Regions from separate parts of the Mus musculus genome. Here region 2 is linked to region 1. Evidence: chromatin contacts called from ENCODE Hi-C or POLR2A ChIA-PET data. All regions are on one chromosome and are shown on one strand. Each heading gives the region's core, a stretch centred on a gene start or an enhancer-like site at or near the end of the contact. The rest is flanking DNA. Distances are from core to core; before and after follow the strand shown. Region 1 holds the start of Dusp6 (dual specificity phosphatase 6). Region 2 has its middle 15 kb from the start of Gm35533.

The links. Hi-C counts contacts between places; a loop is a spot of excess contacts on that map. ChIA-PET counts read pairs that join two places held with the same protein, here RNA polymerase II (POLR2A).
Region 2: a map of heart shows a loop between it and region 1 (2.9-fold over the local background). The contact joins the enhancer-like site here to the promoter of Dusp6 in region 1. A Hi-C loop is called at or near these places in 1 of 37 maps with a recorded cell type or tissue (heart). POLR2A ChIA-PET finds 5 or more read pairs at or near these places in 1 of 5 experiments (Patski).

What each region holds. Positions count from the first base shown.
Region 1 is chr10:99,259,594-99,266,964 of GRCm38, reverse strand. Dusp6 (dual specificity phosphatase 6) reads right to left here and starts at 3,734. Exons shown (of 3, transcript NM_026268.3): 1 at 2,874-3,734; 2 at 1,984-2,421; 3 at 1-973. The coding sequence starts at 3,273. The coding sequence ends at 666. It overlaps Gm34921 (a long non-coding RNA gene), which reads left to right. Exons shown (of 2, transcript XR_380738.4): 2 at 1-101.
Region 2 is chr10:100,155,705-100,162,184 of GRCm38, reverse strand. No RefSeq gene overlaps it. Among named protein-coding and RNA genes, the nearest start is that of Gm35533, 15 kb to the right of the region's middle. Within about 2 kb of position 2,189, at least 1 of the 3 ENCODE cell types and tissues checked has a DNase peak (open chromatin) inside an H3K27ac peak, as active enhancers do; it is heart, where a contact is called at or near this core.

The DNA of each region.
Region 1 (7,371 bases), core at 2,485-4,984:
GCAAATATACCCTTTGGATTAAAAAGAACATTTTTTTCCTTATACTTTTGTTCTAAGAAGTGGCATACTGCTCTTTCTCTCTTTGGATCTCTTTTAAGCCCAAAGATAAAAAACAAATACAAGCCAAACAAACACTGTCAAGTGATTGAAGATCAAATATTTACAATAATCAGATAAAAGTATCAGGTTTTAATTTTTTTTGTCTTCTAAACCGATACCGCAAATACAGAGCTAAAAATCTCTTTGGCTCCACTATACCCAAAGTTGAATCAGTCTTCACTGAAGACAATATATATAGTTAGTTCCAGATGCAACAGGAAACAGCCATACAAGGCCTTAAAGAACAGATGCTCCTGTCCCTATTCCTATGCTACCCTCTATCTGGATGGATGTCCAGTCCCTGCTTGGGTAGGCTGGGGTACAGAAGCAAACCTATTGCTGGATCTAGAGACAGCATGTCCTGTCCTTCCAAAAAAACAATGAATGGAGCAAATCTCTCCCTCCGTAATAACCAATTTTGCACTTGGCAACCTTGTCTAACACAGACAGCTGGTGACACTTTTGACACCCGGGGCCACACACAGAAAGAAAGCAGCCTGGTCGATGCTGCTCAAGAGGAACTGAAGGAATGGGGACAACTCCCGGCTAGGAGAGGTGGGTGCCTTTCACGTAGACTGCAGGGAGTCCACCTGGTAGACGTTCTGGTTGGAGGGCGTGGTGAAGTACAGCTGCGGAGTGGGGACACGGTTGTCACAAGGGCTGCTCAGTCCCAGGGTCCTTTCGAAGTCAAGCAGCTGGCCCATGAAGTTGAAGTTGGGGGAGATGTTGGACTTCTTCATCTTAACAATGTCGTAAGCATCGTTCATGGACAGGTTGAGCTTCTGCATGAGGTACGCCACTGTCACGGTGACAGAGCGGCTGATACCTGCCAAGCAATGCACCAGGACACCACAGTTTTTGCCTCGGGCTTCATCTGCGGGAACACACACAAAAAAAGGCAAGAGTTCACTAGACTGGAAAAAAAAAAAGGAACCAAGCCTTTGCAAAATGCTTAGCCTGAAGTCTGAATTCAGAAGGAATAGTAAACAACAATTATATGTGGCAACTAAGCCCCCGAAGGCACCAGAAAATGTATAACGGGAGATAAACATGCACACTGAACACAATCACATATTTCAGATTATTTCCTGTAAAGGGAGCTTTTGTAGTAAGTTTCTAACAACAAAAAAACTCCTTAATGTGTGTACATTCCTTGCCTCAACTTGTGAATACCAGAAACCCTGCAATCCGGTCCTGAATGCCTCTCATACAGACCAAGCAGACTGCAAGGGTCTATTAAATTATTCTCCCAACTGTTGTGCAGCTAACAATGGGGGTATTCAGGCATTTTAAAAGAGAGAGGGAAGTCACAGGGGACAGCCCATTAGAAGGAACAGGATGTCTACATGGCCTGAAAATGAGTTCCTTTGTAATAGGAAATGCACTACAATGCCTGGAGCTTCGCTTCTCTTAGGCTCTCAGCCCACAGTCCTTCCTGCGGGGGATCAGGTTACCCAGAGGCTCACAGTAACCAGTACCCTGCAGTATCACTCAGCTAGGTAACAGCTAGTATTCAAACTGCTTTCCAACAACTAACTTGGGTGTCCTAAAATAACTCCTAGATATATTTTTTTAATTATAATGCAATACTAGAATTCTTGTCTGCAAGTGAGTGCTTTTAACTCACTCTCCTCTCACATCCTGTCGTCTAGAGATAAGGAAAACATGGCTGATTGGAACAGCCTCCTTTTAAAAGTATGAATTAAATGGCTCAAATAGTCCCCCGATCTGCTACGTCAACGGGCCCTGTTTTCCCTTTAAGCAAGAAGGTAAACAAGAATTAACACTCTTAAAGACAGTAGAAGACCTGCAGTCCAGCAAAACAGCCTGCAGGAAAACAGATTAAGATCTTCAACTCTATGAATGACTGTAAATTAGTCTCACCTATGAAAGAAATGGCCTCAGGGAAAAACTGGGACAGGTTTTGGCTCCAGTGATCCGAGATAGGAATTTGCTTGTATTTGAACTCGCCCGCATTCTCAAACAGATTGGGCAAATTGGGGGTGACATTCAAGATGTACTTGATGCCAAACTCTTCCAACACGTCCAAGTTGGTCGAGTCCTTGGCACAGCCCAGGTAAAGGAAGGGCAAAATCTCCACCGGGAAGGAAGGCTGGCTGTTGGACAGCGGGCTGCCATCAGAGTCCGTTGCACTATTGGGGTCTCGGTCAAGGTCAGACTCAATGTCCGAGGAAGAGTCCGAGCTGATCCGCAGGCCCCCGAGCCCCAGCACTGGCAAAGGCGGGGAACTGCTGCTGCACGAGCCGTCTAGATTGGTCTCGCAGTGCAGGGCGAACTCGGCCTGGAACTTACTGAAGCCACCTGCCAGAAACAAGAAAAGCAATCTTGTAACCGGAGAAGCTGTAGTAATTTACAGCTAGTGAGAAGCACAAAGAACACTATGGACAGGCACCCTAGGAACCCCCGGCAGTGGTAGAAGCACGCTTCAATGCGCACCTTTAGGAACACTACCCGCTGCTTACCCTGGGAACACTTATTCTCCTGAATCTGGAAATGCACAAGATTACTTTTCTTAATATTTCGAGGAGCTGCGAGGTGCCAAGCTGCACCCTGAACTACGTTTCCAGCTCTTGTGAACCTTAATCCTACACCTACCCAAAGAAAGGTGCCTGATTAACCCTTGAAGGAGAAGCTACCACGGTGGCCCAGCTAGCTCCCCTAAGCGCAATGCAAGCGGCGATCGCTACCTCGCTAACATTTTCCCCAGCCTGCAGTCCCAGCCCGGAGCCCTGCACCCGGGGCGCACAACATACCTTCCAGGTAGAACGCCCGGCAGCCCTCGTCTTTGAGTTTCTTGAGCAGCAGCCCGAGGACCGACTCTCCACCAGTGTTCTCATTCCAGTCGCTGCTATTCTCGTCGTACAGCACCACGGTGTCGGTGCCGCAGCGCCTGGTAAAGCGGTCCCGGTCCTCGCAGCGCGTGAAGAGCGCACGCACGGGCAGGTTGCCCTTCTGCAGACGCCGCAGCATGATGCCGGGGATGGCCACATTAATGGCAGATTCGATGTGTGACGACTCGTACAGCTCCTGTGGTCGGCAGTCCATCAGCAGAAGCCGTTCGTTGCCCAGCTCCAGCTGCTCGTTGAGCCACGACACCGTCTTGCAGATCGCCATTTCCGACGCGAAGGGCACGGGTCTGAGCGTATCTATCATGGGGGTCGAGCTGCAGGAGAAGGCGGGGTGCCTAGCAGACGCCCCTCGAGGCAGGCATAGGCCGAGCACGCTGCGCGAAGCTCCCGCTCTCGGAGCGGGGTTTGATTCCGCCTCGCCTTTCCCAAGCCGAGGCTAGCGGTTAGGGAAAGCGACACAGAAGTCAAGTCGGTGGTCCCTCTGCACCAGATCACTCTCCGAGTCAATGAATCTCTCTCTCTGAATGAAGGTGCCCAGTTTTGTTCCTACCCAGTGAATGAAATCCAATTAATTCGGACTCCGTGCCACTGAGAGGAGAAAAAGGGAAAAGAAAAAAAGTCTAGCGGCTCTTAATCCTTCCCTCTGAGGCTGCACCTCGGATCCAACCCGGTGTTTCTCGCCGGATTATTCAAGACTGGGTTTGCTCACAGTCCCTAGGACTCCGCGAGAGCACACCCCCTGTGCGAGGCAGCTCCTCAATGGATACAAACAGCCAGCGTCTCAATGGATACATTCTCTCGGTCAGCCAATGAGCGCGCTGCGGAAGGGGCTGTTGCCGTGGGGACGGGCCGGCTGGAACAGGTTGTGTTGATGAATTGTTAATGAGTTTGTCATTCACAAAAACGGAAAGGAATTTCCGCTCCGGATAAGCCCCAGTGCAAACAAGCTGCAACTGCGGGCTCGGCGGGAGGAAGGAGAAAGAAGAGGAGGCGGCGGTGGAGGAGGAGCAGGGCACATAAACCAGGGCACTAAAGTTGTCTCGTGTTTCCTTCTGTTTAGAGTTCACACTTCGCGTCTAACTCTTGCGCACCAGTAGTGCAATTAGCAAGCACAAAAGCCCTTATTCGCGACGCTTACAATCTTAAGTTAGCCTTAATAAAACTTGAGGGGTTTTCCCCCTTTTTAATTCTCTTTAACGCTAGATCCAAGCCCGCCATAGCGCCGCCCCTGCTCCCCCACCCCCAACCCGGTCCTCCTTTAGATCGTGTGTGGCATTTGTTTGGCTCTTTTAAAAGTCTAGTTCTGTTTGTTCTAATGTCCTTTTAGGCGAGGCTGTGTTGGGACTGGTGGACTGCCTGGGCTTTAGCGACCCAACGAAGTGTTAAATGCTAATCCAACATCTCTAGAAACAAACTAGTGTTTTGTTGAAACATTTTAAAGCAACTAAGCAAACAAGCGTTTGGTTGTCCAGAAAACCAGAAGCGCCCCAACCCCGGGCTTTCTCAACTTTCTTGGCGGCAGCGGAGGGGGGGGGGCGGGTGGTGTAAGCACCCAAAACCTTGTCAGCTATCCCTGCACTTTTCTTCTGCTCCGGTGAAGTGGGGGCATTCTGAGCCATTGTTCCGGAGATCTTGCTCCCCACCACCATCACCGGTCACCCATCGAGCCTGGGGAGTCGAGCTCCTTTAACGATCTGGAGCCAAGAGCAGAGTTTGGTTTCTAAGAGGAACCGGTCTGGCAAGGCAGCCTAGGTTAGGTGCCTGGGACGACAGGCCTCACCAACGTTTCCTGCACCCCGGAGACCTGCAAGCCTGCGGGAACTCAAGCGTAAACAGTGGCGGTTGTGGACAGAGGCCGGTCCCCTATCCTTTCTAGGCTGCAGCGGTCCCCGGGCCCCGCAAGGAGCACGCTAGCAGCTCCAAACGCGCTTGCGCGCTGCGCTTTGGCCGCAGCATTGCTGCTCTGGGGGATGGGGGGGGGGGGGCAGGACACGCGACGACCCCGTGATCGCTTGTAAGGCCGTCGCGGAACCGTCGCCTAGTGAGAGACCTGGAGCGGAAAAGGAGCCAGAGGTGTCCCTGTCTGGACCCCATGGTTCCAGAGTTAGGGTTGGGAAGTCTCATGGGCACCACCCGCAGGCAACTCAGGACGGAGGCGGCACCGGAGCCGGATGGAGGCGTGGCCGGCGGGGGCCGCGACGGCGACAAGAGCGCATCCCCGGCGCGCTCGGTTCTATTGTTATATAAAAGTGCAGAGGCCGCCCCTCCCGGACGGAAAACCACCTGTGTGCGGCGACGGCGGGCCCTGCGGAAGGCGCGCGTCCCGATCCGGTCAGCCCCTCGGGTCCCAGGGAAAGGAGCTGGGCTTTGTCCGGCCGCGACCGGGAGGCGGAAGCGCCGGCTGCGGCCCTTCCCGAATCCGGGGCGCGGAGGGCGTCTAAGGTCACGGGATCTCCCCAGCCCAGCGCCTCGCAGCCGGGTCCTACCTACTGTCGCCCGCAAAGCAATTTGCATTTTTAATCACCCGCCTCTTCCGGGGTTTGGGAAATGTGGGCTAAAACAGGGCGACTTGGAGGTCCAAGTAGCCAATTTTGGAGCCCTCCCGCAGGCAGGCGCCCCAGAAGGAGCGTTTTGATGAAAATGGGGGTTGCCTCCAACCTCTCTCCGCGCCTTTTTTGGGCAGCACTGGGAACAAAACGCCCATATTTCATTGGCTAGCTTCCAACTCCCGCTGGGGTAGGCCTGTGCTGCAGCTGACGCCCCCAGATCCTTCCCCATCTGTTACAGGTTTTCCCACCCTGAGACATTTCAGTCTGTGGGACCAATGGTTAGGAGGAGGGAAGTGGGGTGCTCCGCGGAAACGTGAAGGACAAGCCTCAACCTCCAAACAGAAGAGGGAAGCAGGTTGGGTTTTTCTTTACCAAAATTTGAAGTGAAGCACCAGACAGTTGGGAGGTTGATAATAATATCTTTGCACACTGGTGGAGAGCTCTAAGCATTTGTACCTATGTTTCTGAGTCTGAATTTTTTCCCACTTCCTTCAGGAAATTTGACCTTTCGATCTAACTATATCCAGTTACAGTTTTTTCTCCTTGTCATCTTTCTTGTATTTTACAGGGTCTTTGTAATATTAAGTGGGCACCATGTGTGGGAATGTCATGCCCGTTAGCTGATATGCTTATATGTTTTTGAGCTAACCTGCAAAATGGCTTGAGCACTTTGGGAGGTTTTTTGGCCAAGGTCGGATTTTTTTGTTTGTTTGTTTGCTTTTTTTGTTTGGTTGGTTTTTTGTTGTTGTTTTGTTTTGTTTTTTAATTTCCTGCCCCAAACACTCCCTTTTAAGTCTGCTTGATAGCCTGCCAGGTTCCTCACTTGCAGCTAACCCCTCAAAGGTCTGCTCAGAACAGTTTAATTCACTCTAGTTTAATAATGGGGCAAAGCAGGAGAGAGATGTCCTACTCCAGCTCAAATGACACCTTACCCAGGTTACCTTGGTGGACTGGGATGTCTTAACTTCTTGAGGTTGCCTTTTAAAAAGTTGGTTTACAGGGGCTGGAGAGATGTTTCAGCGGCTAAGGGCACTGATTGTTCTTCCAGAGGACCCGGGTTCAAATCTCAGCCCCCATATGGCAGCTCACAACTGTAACTCCAGAATCCCATACCCTCATACAAACATACATGAAGGCAAACTACCAATGCACATTTTAAAAAAATGTTTTCGGCTCATTACACCGAGACAGATGAAAGAGTTTATGGAACGGTGCTGTAGGGTGGACACGGCCTTGTTTCTGTGTCTCCCTGAGTAATTTTGTGCAGTCTTTAGAAAACCTAACACAAGTTAGGTAAGGAAGATGAAGGAATTGACCCGAGGCTAAACTAAAGCAGAGAAGGTGCTCAGGGCTTGAGGCCAGAATTGAGGTGACCACGTCCAAGGATCATTAAGCTCCTACTTCCTGCTAAGACACAAAGATTTTAACTTGCCTAAGTTGTACATTTCAGCTTTTGACCACAGGTTCTGTTGCACACACTGCACGTACGTTAAGGGAGGGTAAGGCTCCGTGGCACACACCAGTGGTTTTCTTCACTAGTCAACCATTCACAAGATTAATAGTTCTTTCTTCCTTAGGGTATGTATCGTGGGTTCTAACTCTCACAGTTCCTTAGCTAGGAGCATGGGCCTGAATTCAAACCTTACCTGTATGACTCACCAATATGGAGGCAGCCCTGGGCCTCACTTCACTTCTTCACTCACTTCATTTCTTCTCTCACTCCACGTTTTAGGGAAGTAGTAGGAATGAAATCCGTATGACAAGCCGGTAAAGTACTGGCTTTTCTTGTAAGTATGAGGACTCAAGTTTGATCCCCAGAACCCATGTTGTTTTGTTTGTTTGTTTGTTTGTTG
Region 2 (6,480 bases), core at 940-3,439, 900 kb before region 1:
TGACACTAAAAATGTCACAGGCTTTTCTTAGCTTGCTCATTTTGTTTTTGATATGGGATCCTCTAATTTTGCCCTGGCAGGCCTGCTACTTGATAGAAAGACCAGGCTGGCCTTGAAGTCGTAGAGATCTGCTTTTGCTTAGGGAGTGTGGAGATTATAGTGACGCCAGTAATTATCATAAGGAACACACAAAATCAGAGTTTATCTCTATTAAGGTAAAGCTGAAAAGCTACTTTTTTCCTGTCTTGGCCTTTGGAGAATTGACTTTTTGTATTTGACCATGTTCATCTTGCAGGTATCTATGGCTAAGGGGCACTTTAAATATTTAAATATTTATATGCATATGTACATGTATGGTTCTATGTGTATTTTATTGTGTCAATTCATAAATAATCATTATGTTGTCACAGCAGATGCTGTGAATTGTACCAATCTTTTTTTCATAATCAACGAGAAAGGCAGGGCTCTAGCTACACAGTCAGCAGCATCTTTGGTTTGGTGTGGTCTGTATTCTCATCTGTCTTTGAACTCCCTGACTCACAATGTTTGTGTTGGAAAGCCTACATCATACTTTCCCGCTTTGCTTTAAAAGTTTCTATACATTTTTTTTCTAGGTATAGCTTCTAAGGCCTCTGTCATCGTCAACTAATTTTAGTGTAGTCTCTGCTTTGCTCCTAGAATTTTATTAAATGCAGGAGGCCCCAGTTTCTACATACAGCGACCAGCTCTAGAGTCTTCAGGGCTGTAGCTCAAATCTAGCTCCCTCTGACTGATAGCTTTGTTCTTTCTCCAAGGTCCTTGCTCACGTTATTTTTCTTTGCTGCTGTAGCAACTAGGAAATGACATTCATTAAAAATATTTAGTGTGAAGCAGAGAATGGAGGAATGACCATCCAGAGACTGCCCCACGTGGGGATCCATCCCATAAACAACCACCAAAACCACACTATTGTGGTTGCCAACAAGAGCTTGCTGACAGGAACCTGATACAGCTGTCTCCTGAGAAGCTCTGCCAGTGCCTGACTCATGGCTCTAACTGTATATGTAGCAGAGGATGGCCTAGTTGGTCATCAATAGGTGGAGAGGCCCTTGGTCCTGAGTAGGCTCTATGCCCCAGTATGGGGGAATGCCAGGGCCAGGAAGCAGGAGTGGATGGGTTGGTGAGCAGGGGGAGGGGGAAAGGGATAGGGGATTTTTCAGAGGGGAAACAAGGAAAAGGGATAACATTTGAAATGGAAATAAAGAAAATATCTAATAAAAAAAAAAGAAAAAATATTTAGTATGTCTTTTTTTTTTTTTTTTGAAACAACAAAAACCATTTTTCGCCCTGGGTAAAACAGATTGAGGAGAAAAATACATCCAGCATGAACATAAAGTATATATCACACATCACAAAAGGATCCAGCTGGAAAATGCTTCGAGACACCACTTACTTTATTAAAATTGCAAGACGATGAAAATGGAAGCTTTTACATGTCTCCTTTCCTGTCAGAGCACGTGACCCCAGAGGAATGCCTGACATGGAAGGCAAGTAGCTTTCCTTGCTGGGTTTAGCTTCTGCTTTTGTTTGGTTTGGTTTGGCTTGGCTTGGTTATTGATTTACTTTTGTATTAAGAAGTTTCGCTATATTTTAGAACTAGGAATTTACATGGTGGACAGAAGTCAGCCTGGTTTGAGAGAAGGGATTGCGAGCTGGCAGGCCATTCAGCACTCACGGAAGGACAATGGTCAGGCACCAGTCTGCGGTCTGCGAGCACTTGAAGTATTGTGCTGAAAATAGAAGCAGGAAGGAACTAACTCTCTCCAATGTTCACTAAGCCGAGCAGCACAGGGCACACAGAGCCCACACAGCTTCTCTACCCTACACCCACGACCCTCCCAGCTTTTCTTTTGCTACAGTGCCTTTCTCACAAGAAGAAAGAAATGTGCATCGCTCACTTTCACAACTCTGTTGGGTCTGGGAAACACACATGTTACCCAGACCAACCTGATGAAATCAGAAGAGAAGTTCTTGCGCCTTCTGGGAAGAATTTCTTCCTCACGAAAGACATGCAAAGATAAATGCCCCCTCCCCCGTTTTGCAGGTTTCCAGATACGATATGATACCTGGGGCTCCAGCAGCACAGAATCGCACACACTGACCCGCCCAGATCTAGCAGCTGCTGAGAGACTCTCTAATCACTGCAGTTCCTGGTCTTGAAATCAAATAAGCATCTAGAGTGGAAGTTGTTTTCAGCTGAGTGTGCTGTTTCTGGAAGTCATGTCCATCCTAGCTGAACATCCTTGGGACAGGCACCACAGTATACCACGGTCATCTTGCTAGCCAAGCATTTTTAGAGAAAGATAACTTTGGCTCAGAAAGATTTGTCCAGAGTCTCCAAAGCTCTGGGAGAAAAGATGTCATGATTAGACTCTGGCTGTGCACCTGGGTATCTCCGGTCTTCTTTGCTTCGCACCACTCCATCCCTGACCTATTATTTAGACTGGAACAGTAGAGGCAGGGATATCTTTGTTCCGAGACTATGGAAGGCACTAGAAGAGATAAGAATTGGCAAAATAATAATAATGATGATAATAATAATAATAATAATAATAATAATAATAATAGGTGTATGACTTTAAAAATGAGACATGTTACATACAATTCTTTTAGAGTTACAATTATAATTAACTATGGGTAACAATGAACCCACTTACAAATAACTATGGGTTATGAATCTTCAGTAAGGATCTCTTTCCCAGTTCTCTTTTCCTTAGTTAACTGAAAGTCCAACAACTTAACTGGAATGGTTTTCAAATCTACCTCTGGCAAACCTTTCCAAGTCTTCTCATTTGAAAAAATACAAAAACACACACACGGAACATAGTTAAAGCAGGAAAGAACTGAGGAAGCACAGCAGAACATCTAGCGTCCATCCCCTTGTAAACCTTACCTGAGAACTCAGAGGGAATTAGTGCAACATTTTATGAGGCCCTCGGGCAGGTGGAGCTGGCTGTTGCTGGAGCAATGGATGGAACCTTTCTGTAGAAATGATTTAGGAAGGTCAAGGATTCTCTTCCTGGGTTCCCCTTCCCTCTACTTGAAGGAAAGAACCATTGTCATTAAATCCTGATCTCCGTCCCCTCTTGTCTGAATGAGCCTTATCTTTGCTACATAGGATTCCCTCTTTGGGAGTTTCTCTCTCTCCCTCTTTCTTTTTATATCAGTAATATCCTCCGGGACAACTAACATAATGTTCATTGTTGATGATTCAAAGTTGAGTCACTAGAGCATGCACAAGTTCAAAATAATAAATTTTCAAAGCTCAAATCCAGGCAAATAACATCTGTGTAGAAATGTTGGCCAAAGTCAGATGGCACCAAAATGAGATAAAATTATACCACATGGAGTCTGCCTTCTATGCCAGCCAGCCATCAGGGCAGGCCATTTGTCTGGTAACCCTAAAATCTGGAATGTGAAAAGGAAATTATTACGGTACACACCCAAGTAGGAAATAAACTTCTGGGAATCATTGGCGTAAGAAAGACTACATAATAGTGTGTAAAGGGTTCAGCCAGTTACAGTTGCTTTCCTAAACATACCTTGATAGAGTAAGCATCCACTGTGGGGAAAAAAAATAAGTGAATCCATTTATCCTTCACTATTTCTGGTCCAAGCTACAAATCCTGGTGGATTAGCCTTATGGCCCACACCTGCCTTCTCGGTCTCTTCTCACACTAACAGCTCAGGCTGTCCTTCCAAGCACCAAACTAAAGAAGCACTCCTGCTCAGAATTCCCCAGTAGTTCTCATGATCACTAAAAGCAAATGTCCTAAGGTTTTATTTCTCTGAGAAGACACCGTGACCACAGCAACTCTTATAGAGGAAAGCATTTAATTGGGGCCTGTTTACAGTGTAGAGGTTTAATGCATTATCATCATGGCAGGAAGCATAGTGACCTGCAGGCAGACACGGTGTTTGAGGGTAGCTAAGAGTTCCACATCTTGAGCTTCTGAGACCTCAAAGCATGCTTCCACAGTGACACACTTCCACAAGGCCACACCTACTCCACCCTTCTAATAGTGCCACTACCTCTGGGCCTATGGGGCCATTTTCTTTCAAACTACCATAATCATAGTTATGAAATTATTTTTGAAGCTCTTCATTTTTCTTCCCTTTTACCTTTTATACTCATCTAATTGTCTCACAAGCCCCTCCAGCCAAAACAATGGTCTCTTGTCAGAAAACCCCACAACACACAGTCTGCTTACACACCGTTGCTCAAATGCATGATCTTAGTAGGATCCTAGAGTCACTCTATTTAAATTTCAAATCTTCCAGTGCCCAAACATTTCCCCAAATGCATTCCTGGCTTCATTTCTCACTGAAGCATCTCACAGCAGATATAATATATTGATTTTTTTTGTTTTATTTTGTTTGTTTGTTTGTTTGTTTGTTTTTTGAGACAAGTTTTCAATATGTCACTCAAACTGGCTTGGAACTCTGGAGCTGTCTGTCTCTTCCTCCCACAAGCTGGAATTACAGGCATGTGCCACTATGTCCATCTAGCTCAAAACATTTCATTGTTAAAGTTTTTGTTATTAATTTCTTTCATTTTTCTTCTGTATTAGTACAAACTCTTCACTAGACTGCTGGATATACAAGGGTATGAGGGGTTTTTTTTCCTGTTATTTATTTATGTAATCAATATTCCATCTAAAGAATATACAATTGACATCAATGGCCAAACATTGTGGGAGAGTCTATTTTGGATGCTCCAACCCCATTGAAGGTGCTAGTTGGATTCAGTTACATGATGTGGGTAGGAATCACATTGAAGAACAAAAAAAAAAAAAGAAGAATATTCCTGAGGCCAGCTAATATTCAGAACTAATCAGGTGTTGCTTTCGTAAGTCACAAATAATAGAACTAGATAATCAAACTACTTAACATGTAAAAGTAATAAACACTTAGGTAATAAGTAAATTAAAATTTTTCCTAGTACATAGGTAATAAATAACTGCTAAACAAGTGTTATCCCAGCTTGCCTATTTACCTGAGACATTGGCTATAAACCTATCAAGTTCCCTGGCTCCAAATAACTTAAACAGAACAATAGTTTATTGGAATTAGATCGAAGTGTTGAAAAACCAGACACCGAAAATGATTAAAAATGAGAGAAGGAGGCTAAAGAGAACACATAGAGGTTAAGAACACTTAATGCTCTTGCAGAGGTCCTAGGTTTTTCCTGCACCCACATGGTGATTCACAACCTCCTTTTATCTTCAGTTCCAGGGGATCCAATTCTTTCTTCAGACCTCTGTAAGTGACTGCACACATGAGCTGCACATGCTTACACTCAAGCACTTACATATATGTATTGAATAAAGAAATAAGTATTTTTTAAAAGAATGAAGGGAGGCTGAGGAGAATGAAGGAGCTGAGGAGGAGGGCAACCCCATAGGGAGACCATCAGTCTCAACTAACCTGGACCTCTGAGATCTGTCAAACATTGAGCCACCAACCAGGCGGCATACACCCACTGATATGAGGCCCCCGACACATATACAGCAGAGGACTGCCTGGTCTGGCTTCAGTAAGAGAAGATGCACCTAACCCTCGAGAGACTTGAGGCCCCAGGGAGTGGGGAGGTCTTGTTGGGTGTGTGGGGGGGGAGGGGGTATGCGATGTGGAACAGTCAGAGGGCGGACCAGGAGGGAGATAAAGTCTGGACTGTTTAAAAAAAAAACAAAAGATTACAAAGGAAGAATGAAGGAATGCTGACGTACAGAATACACTGGCAGAATGGTGCTTGCTGTCCTTATTCTACCTCCAAAAGCATGAACAGGCTCTAAACGCTTTTATTTTTGCACATGTTCGCCCGTGAAAATCATCCAGTCGGACTGTTCTAGATTATGAGACAATAATCCAGCCATGCAAAGCCAGGAGAGACGATGTTTCAGGTCTCCAGCTGCCACATGGGTGAGAAGTCTTGCTCTGCCTCCATTAAAGTCCTTACTCACTTAAAGGAGCTTCAGAGCCCTGAATGGATCTAAACCACAGGCAACCAGAAATGAAGAGGCTCTAAAAAGTGAAAGCCTGAGGAAGTTCAGATTGAACCTATAATTATAAATAGAAAATGACTGTGGTTTGTTCCTATTTTATTTTATTTTTGTAATGTTCTAAATTTCCCCAGTGATATGAATAACTACATTAGTTTATGCCATGACTTTGGCTGAAGGAAATTGATGCAAAACCATAGTAAGTTAATAAAAATTTTAGCCACCAGACATAACACAAAATCATAAGTTAATAAAAATTTTAGCCAGAACTCTATCTTCCCCTTGAGACAAGCTGTGATCTGTGGTCTATCAGGACGCATGCACTAGAATAAGATATGAGTGGACTGGGAGATCTTCAATGAAATGCCTGCCTTCTTCCAAGTAACTTTTATCCAAAGCCCAACACAGTATTGGCCTTGTTTCCCAGTACATTCACACA